2 separate regions of the Homo sapiens genome follow, and region 2 is linked to region 1. The links are chromatin contacts, found by Hi-C or POLR2A ChIA-PET in ENCODE. All regions are on one chromosome and are shown on one strand. Each heading gives the region's core, a stretch centred on a gene start or an enhancer-like site at or near the end of the contact. The rest is flanking DNA. Distances are from core to core; before and after follow the strand shown.

Region 1 (4,338 bases), core at 593-3,092:
CCTAAGCAATTAACATGTTATCTTGGGTAGTTTTGTGGTATTTTGGCAAATACGGCACAAAAATTAAAAACTCAGTATCCTAAATATCAGAAAAGCTCACTAATACGTGTAGCATTTAAAATGTGATTTTTTTACAAATGACACCTTATAAGTACTTTAAGCAACTAGAAGTGCTCAGTCCAGCTACTCTTTCACAGCTTTCAAATGTTTACAAAGTTTTTTAAAATATCACTAATTGAGTTGAATTCAAAGGAACACGGTTTACTTTATTTCCATGGCTCACCTTTTACTAAAATGCTTAGTGGTTTAAAAGGTGTTTATTTTTACCACACTTAACAAACATTCTGTGGTCATAAATTTATCTTAAAACAGTTCATTTTAAACCTAAACTAAACAAATTCCAACTTCAAAAAGCTGTGGCCTTGAACAAAATGAATTCAATTGTCGCTAAAGCAAAACACTAACTCAAAGTTCAGAATCCGGAGAGCGTTTCCCAAGAGCCCAGATAAAGAATCAACAGCCCCCCAGTGTTTTATAAAGTTAAAATTAGCAAAGGGTCAAAATGTTTATTTTGCTTACGAAAACTGCATCGGAAGCCACATTTCTTGGGGTTGGGCCTGTCTTAGTAAGTTTTTAGGTGCTTTCAAGAAACAAAATGCTAAGCCTATTGTTTCAGAAGTTAACTGACTTTAAAACAGAACCCAGGAAAAGCTTCATAAAATCTTATTCTTAATTAATCCCAGTAATAACAGGAATTGAGCAAAATGGTATCGAGGGCTGAGAACAGTGTTTTCTTAATTGAACAATAAAAGGTAACAATCTAAGTTACGGGAGAATAAAGCCTTCTCTGGTAATGCTGTGTGTGGGTTTCTGGCTTTGTTTTTTCAGCGGGGGGGGGGGGGGGGGCTATAGGAGGGAAAAGTTACAGGAGTGTATTCCTCACTTGACGTGGGAATGGTACTGACAAGTAAAACAAATGATCTATGTTTACCAAGCATGTTTGTGAGGACTAAAACTAGTATTGTGTATCTAGATTTTCCTACTAGCAAGGGGTGAACCCCTCTTTGAGTGAAGAGAGACACCAACACCGGGAGGCTCAAAAAGGAAGAACCCACCAAAAACACAAGCTCACACGGAAACAAAAGGCCACAGCAACCCAGGAGCCTAAAAAGCATTCTGAAACTTCCTGATCGCCACTTCTCCACATTTAAGGCTCGCAAAGTTCCCCCACGGTGAATCTCGCCTGTGGACAAGGGCCACGGCTGCTTCTAAAGCGATTTATTGTTCCTCCTCCTCCGGCGCTGCCACGGAAGCTCAAGAAGTCGAAGAAATCGGGGTGGCACAGAATTACACTTCATGGCCACACAGAAGACTCGGGGCTTCGCAAACCCATCAAAAAAAGCAACCCGAATGGCAACATCAATCTTCGGTGGTTCCCAACAGGGCCAGGCAAAAATGTAGAGGCACGTCTACGCCCTGGGCTCGGGCCTAAACCCCCAGCATTTTCCTAGCTTCGACCCCGCTCCCCACCCCCTCCCTCCTTTGATAACAATAGGGGCCTTGCTGCTGACTCCAAAACATGTACGAGGAACAGCGAGTGAGAAGCCTCAGCCAGGGCCCCGGCGGCTTTTCCAAAGCCCTTCTCACCCCCACAACCACTCTCAAACACCAATATGAAGGGACAATCTGCTCGTTAGGGGTCCGGAGCAGCGTTTGGGGCCGGTGGGGTGCGGATACTCACGGGCGGAGCGGTAGGATGAAGATGGATTTCAGCCCCCCGATCTTCTCTCTCTGGCGCTCTCGCTCCCCCTTACCTTTCACTCCGACAACATGGCGGCCCACTGGGGACTGGGTTGGCGCGGTGCATCCTGGGATAGGCTCCGGCCCCGGCCCCGGCGGTGGCAGCGGCATGTGCGGAGAAGGCTGGCGGCTCTGGAACAGGTTGCCTGGTTGCCATGCCAACCCAGGGCCTGTGTGAACTCGGGAAACTCGCAGGCAACACAAACGCTGCGCGCGAGTGCCCGCCCGCTAGGCGAGCGCGCGCCGCCAGGGCCGAAGGCGGGGTCCCGCCGGCCCGCACCTGGGAGAACACGGCCTGGAGCTGGGCACGCGGGGTTGCGCCGGTGACGCTCCACCGAGTCTCGGACGCGCTCCTCGCGCCCGCCGCGCCCTCGGAAGCTTGCCCCCGAGCACCACAGCTAGCAGGGTTCGCGGACGGCCACCCGCACTGCCCTGGCCCCAGAGGTGCAGGGTTCAAACCCCTTCTCTGCAGCTTTCTAGCTCTGCGGCCTTATTTAAATCGACCTGCCTCCATTTCCACATTTGTACAATGAAGAAGAAAATAACCCCCACTTAACAGAATGGCCTGGAGGATTAAGTGGAATAATGTATGTTAAGTGCTTTTAGTCTTACTGTCTCAAACTAAACTCAAAATAGATTGAAGGCCGGGCGCGGTGGCTCACGCCTGTAATCCCTGGACTTTGGGAGGCTGAGGCGGGCGGATCATGAGGTCAGGAGATCGAGACCATCCTGGCTAACATGGTGAAACCCTGTCTCTACTAAAAATACAAAAAAATTAGCCGGGCGTGGTGGCGGGCACCTGTAGTCCCAGCTACTCGGGAGGCTGAGGCAGGAGAATGGCCTGAACCTGGGAGGCGGAGCTTGCAGTGAGCAGAGATCGCGCCACTGCACTTGAGCCTGGGCGACACGGAGAGGCTCCGTCTCAAAAAAAAAAAAAAAATAGATTGAAAACAGACAAATCGCAATACTGTAAAAGACCAGAAGAAGATATGGGGAGAAGCTCTATAATTGGAGGAGGGAAAATGTTTATACTCATGAATCAAAGTCAAAAGATCATAAAAGAAAATATTGAAAGAAATATAAACATCTGTACGAGAAGAGATGCCATCAACAAAGTAGAACAAATGGATAAAAAATATTTGCAGTACACGGCCAGGCGCGATGGCTCATGCCTGTAATCCCAGCACTTTGGGAGGCCGAGGCGGGTGGATCATGAGGTCAAGAGATCAAGACCATCCTGGCCAACATGGTGAAACCCCGTCTCTACTAAAAATACAAAAAAATTAGCCGGGAGTGGTGGCGGGCGCCTGTGGTCCCAGCTACTGGGGAGGCTGAGGCAGGAGAATCACTTGAACCCAGGAGGCAGAGGTTGCAGTGAGCCAATATTGTGCCACTGCACTCCAGCCTGATGACAGAGCAAGACTCCGTCTCAAGAAAAAAAATATATATATATACACATATATGTATATATACATATATACATATATATACACATATATACATATATACACATATATACATATATACATATATACACATATATACATATATAAACATATATATACGTATATATACATATATATATATTTGCAATACACATGATAAGGAAATGGTTGATCATCATGATAAATGCAAAATTTCTCCCATCAGGGTCCTGGTGGGGTGGCTCACACCTGTAATCCCAGCACTTTGGGAGGCAGAGGTGGTAGAATTGGTTGAGGCCAGCAGTTTGAGACCAGGCTGGGCAACATAGTGAGGCCTCGTCTCTACAAAAAGTTAAAAATTATCTGGGCATGGTGGCACACATCTGTAGTCCTAGCTACTTGGGAGCTAAAGCAGGAGAATTCCCTTGAGCCCAGGAATTGAGCTGCAATGAGCTATGATTGGGCCACTACATTCCAGCCTAGGAGACAGAAAGAGGCCCTGTATCAAATAAATAAATAAATAAAATCTGTAATCAATTTCTAAAAATCCGAAATGGGCTGGGCGCAGCGGCTCATGCCTGCAATCTGAACACTTTGGGAGGCCGAGGCAGGCAGATCACTTGAGGTCAGGAGTTCGAGACCAGCCTGGCCAACATGGTGAAACCCCATCTCTACTAAAACTACAAAAATTAGCCGAGCGTGGTTATGGGCGCCTGTAATCCCAGTTACTCTGGAGGCCGAGGCAAGAGAATCGCTTGAACCCAGGAGGTGGAGGTTGCAGTGAGCTGAGATGAAGCACTGCCTGGGAAACAGAATGAGATTCCATGTCAAAAGGAAAGAAATAAATCCAAAATAAAATAAATCCAAAATAAACAAACATAACAAAATCACATACAGCCAAGAAACATAAAAGTAGCCTGGGGTTGAGGGATGAAAGAGCAGAAATGGGAAGGTACTGCTAATGGGTATGGGGTCTCCTTTTGGAGTGTTGAAAACCTTTTAAAATTAGAGTGCGATGACGGTTGCAAAACTGTGAGTATACCATAAACCACCAAAGTAGACACTTTATGATTTAAATGGTGAATTTGTATTTTACTTTTGTTTTTCGAGACAG
Region 2 (4,338 bases), core at 1,187-3,686, 1.9 Mb after region 1:
CAGTTCCATGAACCTAAAAGGTCCTTCCTGATACTTATTAACTGAAAGTGAAAGTGAGCCACCATAAACACCATTCCTTTGACCACAACACTTCAAAGTAATTTAGAAACCCCATCTCAGTGAGGTTAAATAGCACACCCATTTCTAAACAAGTTTGGCAGAATTAAAAACAGAAGTTAACTCTTCTTACTCTCCTAGACACTCTAAGACAGCTCCTTTTGAAAGGAGACAACCAGCAGCATCATGGAGATTTCAAAACCACCTTGATATATAGGCTACAATTAAAAGTCCTTAACTCCTTTGAAGCTAAAGATCACACAACTTTTTACTAGCATTACGTTTACACACTGCAAGGACTCCCCAGCATCTTTTTGTCGCCAAAACATGACACACAAGAATAAAATTATCTGCCCAAGGTCACAGAACAGGTAATGGCTGTCTGACTCCCAACTACTTAAATGAGCCCCTCTTCCTGCGTGCAACCCCTTCATGGGATATACTGACAGTAACAATTAGACTTCTAAAGGCGGGGAGGGCGAGGAAGGTCTCCACTGAATGCTTCAGATAGCAAAATCTGGTGTATTATGTCTCTGCAGATATTGCATATTTTAATTTACTGCCCTTTAAAATTCAGCCTACATGGTGCATTAAAAAGACTGTCATCAAGAACTCAAGATCAAAGGGGTTCAGAAACACAATTTCTCCTATCACACCAACCTCTGGGCATTCTTCTCAGTGCCCCCATTGAGACTCTGGACAAAGAACATATCTGTCTACCCCTCACCCTACCCAAGGCAGCAAGGTAAGAACGACAGAGTGCCTCCCGATAGCGTGGCACAGAACACATAGTGCTCAGGGTACCCGAGAGCCTATTCCCCAGTCACCTCCATCCCAACTTTCAGCGGTGGTTGTCAGGGAGAACACGCCTTCTTCTGCAATGCTAAGTCTGTCCCTAGCCAAGTGGACACACCCCTCCGACGCGCTGCCCCCTCAGAATATTCTCATTCCCTCCTTGGCCAAATATCCCCTCCCCACTCTCATTAAGAGATACTCCCCACCTTGGCCGGGAGCGGTGGCTCACGCCTGTAATCCCAGCACTTTGGGAGGCCGAGGCAGGAGGATCACCTGAGGTCAGGAGTTCGAGACCAGCCTAGCCAACATGGTGAAACCCCATCTCTACTAAAAATACAAAGAAATTAGCCGGGTGTGGTGGCGGGCGCCTGTAATCCCAGCTACTCGGGAGGCTGAGGCAGGAGAATCGCTTGAACCTGAGAGGCGGAGGTTGCAGTGAGCCGAGATCGCGCCATTGCACTCCAGCCTGGGCGGCAGGGCGAGACTCCGTCTCCAAAAAAAAAAAGAAAAAAAAAAAAAGATACTGTCCTCACCTCCGGACAGAGGGCATTCCCCCAACAAAAAAACCGCCTCTCCCTGTCTCCTAACTTGGACAGCTCCCTTCCCCTCACCGAATGCTTAGCAGCCACCTCGAGCCCTGGGGCAGGGGGCGGGGTGTCGGGTGCGTTCACACCACTAGTCTGGGCTTGCCTGATGGTTACCACCCCGCCGAAGCTGCCGCCTTGCGGGTTTCCCTGCTTGGGACACCCACGCGGGGTCCCTGCTGCCCCCAGCCACGCCCCTCGGCTGCAGCCCGCCGCCACCCGCGCCACGCCCCCGCGCTCACCCGCAGTCCGGGGCCGGGCACCAGCGGCAGTCGGGGTCCGAGGCTAGGTAGCGGCGCAGCATGAACTCCTCGTACTTGTGCATAAGCGGCGGGTCGGCGAGCAGCAAGCGGATGTCGTGCGGGTTGAGTCGCTCGCTGCACTCGGGGCAGCTGATGGGCACCCTGCTCTCGCTTATCTCCAGGCGCAGGTAGTGGCGGAGGCAGTCCCGGCACGAGCGGTGCGGACAGCTGAGGAGGCGCGGGGCCCGCTCAGGCGGCAGCCGCACCAGGCACAGCGGACACTCCACCTCCTCCGCGCCCGGGCCACCGCCCTCCGCCGCCTCCTCATCGTCGAACCCAGGCTCCGCCGCCGCCGCCGCGGCCTCCGCCTCGGCCTCGGCGGCCGGCTCGGCGGGCAGCGCCTCGGGCGGCGGGCCCTGGGCCGCGGCAGGGGCCGGGGCGGGCGGCGGCTGCGCAGCCGGGGGCGGCGGCTCGGCCTGCGGCTTGGCCCGGGCGCGGCGGCCGCGGGCCGAGGCAGAGAAGACGCTGTGCAAGGTGAGGCGCCGGCGCCGGCCGCCGCTGCGGCACTTAGGGTCGGGTGCGGCCGCATGTAGCGATGTGGAGCGCGGCGACTCGGAGTCCTTCTCGGAGCCCATGGCCGGCAGAGGCCGAGGAGCCAGGGGCGCCCAGCGCCGCCACAGCTCCCGCCTCAGCGCCCCTCAGCCAGCGCCCGGCCGCCGCCGACGCCGCCACCACCGCCTCAACCGCCCTCCCGGCGATAGAAGCCGAGCGGCAACGACGAAGTGATTATAAAGCCTCCGCCCCGCGCGCCGCTGCCCTGCGCAGGCGCTTCGCTCAAACACCTCACAACCCTTGCGCCCCGGTCTAGGAGTGCGCTGGGCAGGGCCGAGCGGGGTGGGGCCGAGCGAGCTGGGGCGGAGCTCCGCCTCCTGCCGGTCAGGTGGTTCCAGGGCCGCCATGTTGCGGAGACTCTCAGAGATCCTAGCCCGCTGCTCTCCCTGGTCTCCGCCTCCAATTCCATCACCATGACACCCAAGGTGGACTTTTTGGTTTGCCGTTCCTCACAGGTTGATTGCCACTTCCAGTAAATGATGGTTCAGTTACATTATTTATAAAAAGCAGGCAGGGGTTGATCAGATGGTGACTCCCAACTGGTTCACCTTCCAACATTTCTGTTTATTAAGCAGACGGCATAAATTAATAAAGAATATATTCATTCACTGAGCTTCTACAAAGTGCGAGGCATTAGAAAATAAAACAGACAAGGTCCCCTATTGCAAGGGACTTCCAGAATAAAGTCCAAATTTCTTAGTCTAGCATTCAGTGTTCTCTATGTATTTAATAAACCCTATGTATATAATAGTCTATTTCTAGGCTCACTTACCATTCTATCCTCCTGGTATCTTGCTTACTTACCAAACTTGTGGAAGGAGACCCAGCGTTTTCTTGCCTGGCAGTGCCTTTGCCTTTCTTTTTCTAGTTCCCCATTCCTCTGACTGGGGGAGGATCTGGACCCTTAGGCTTCCTAGTGGGAGGCAGGCAAACAGCTTCAACAACAGGAATGTATCAGGATTACATTCAATTGCAAATAACAAAAGAAAAAAATAGCTTACGATTGAAATTTATTTATTTTTTTTCCTGAGACGGTTTTGCTCTGTCACCCAGGTTGGAGTGCAGTGGCGTGATCACAGCTCACTGAAGCCTCAACCTCCCAAGCTTAAGCGATCCTCCCACCCCAACCTCTGGAGTAGCTGGGAGCACAGGTGCGCCACCAGGCCTGCCTATTATTTTTATTTTTTTCATGGAGATGAAATCTCCCTGTGTTGCTCAGGCTGGTCTCGAGCTCCTGGGCTCAAGCGATCCTCCTGCCTTGGCCTCTCAAAGTGCTGGGATTACAGGCATGAGCCGCTGCACCTAGCCAGAAATTTCTCTCTTTCCATGAAATATAAGTCCAAAAGTAGGCAGTTCAGGGCTGTTCAGCCATCCTCAGTATTTGGCTTCCAGTGTTAAGGTCACCTCACTATGGTCCATATTCCAAACAGTGGGAAGGAAAAAGGGAAGAAAGATGCATCCTCTTCCTTTTAAGAAGACTGCCTTGGGGCTGGGCGCGGAGGCTCACGCCTGTAATCCCAGCACTTTGGGAGGCCCAGGCTGGCGGATCACGAGGTCAGGAGATGGAGACCATCCTGGCTAACACAGTGAAATCCCGTCTCTACTAAAAATATAAAAAATTAGCCGGGCGTGGTGGCGGGCGCCTGTAATCCCAGCAACTCGAGAGGCTGAGGCAGGAGAATGGCGTGAACCCAGGAGGCGGAGGTTGCAGTGAGCCGAGATCGCGCCGCTGCACTCCATCCTGGGCGACAGAGCGAGACTCTGTCTCAAAAAAAAAAAAAAAAGAAAAAGAAAAAGAAAGAAAGAAAAAAGGACTGCCTCGAAAGTCCCGCACATTTTTGCCAAAACATACTCACTCACATGGCCATACTCAGCTGCAAGGGAGCCTGGGAAACATTCTCTTAACTGGGTACAATGTGCCCAGCTAACAATGAGTGCTCTGTTATTAATAAGGAATGGTAAGATGGGCCAGGAGCTGTGGCTCGCACCTGTAATTACAACACTTTGGGAGACCTAGGCTGGTGAATCTCTTAAGCCCAGGAGTTTGA

What was found. A loop is a pair of places that touch in the nucleus more often than their neighbours do. ChIA-PET counts read pairs that join two places held with the same protein, here RNA polymerase II (POLR2A). Pooled maps may share reads with other maps.
Region 2: a pooled map shows a loop between it and region 1 (7-fold over the local background). The contact joins the promoter of RNF19B here to the promoter of PUM1 in region 1. A Hi-C loop is called at or near these places in 1 of 37 single-sample maps with no recorded cell type and 7 of 50 pooled maps. POLR2A ChIA-PET finds 5 or more read pairs at or near these places in 1 of 52 experiments (activated T-cell).

Annotation. Positions count from the first base shown.
Region 1 is chr1:31,063,875-31,068,212 of GRCh38, forward strand. PUM1 (pumilio RNA binding family member 1) reads right to left here and starts at 1,843. Exons shown (of 22, transcript NM_001020658.2): 1 at 1,742-1,843. RefSeq lists enhancers at 1,500-1,819, 1,687-2,601 and a silencer at 1,930-2,149.
Region 2 is chr1:32,962,373-32,966,710 of GRCh38, forward strand. RNF19B (ring finger protein 19B) reads right to left here and starts at 2,437. Exons shown (of 9, transcript NM_001300826.2): 1 at 1,679-2,437. The coding sequence starts at 2,313. RefSeq lists silencers at 1,582-1,791, 2,152-2,721 and an enhancer at 2,032-2,536.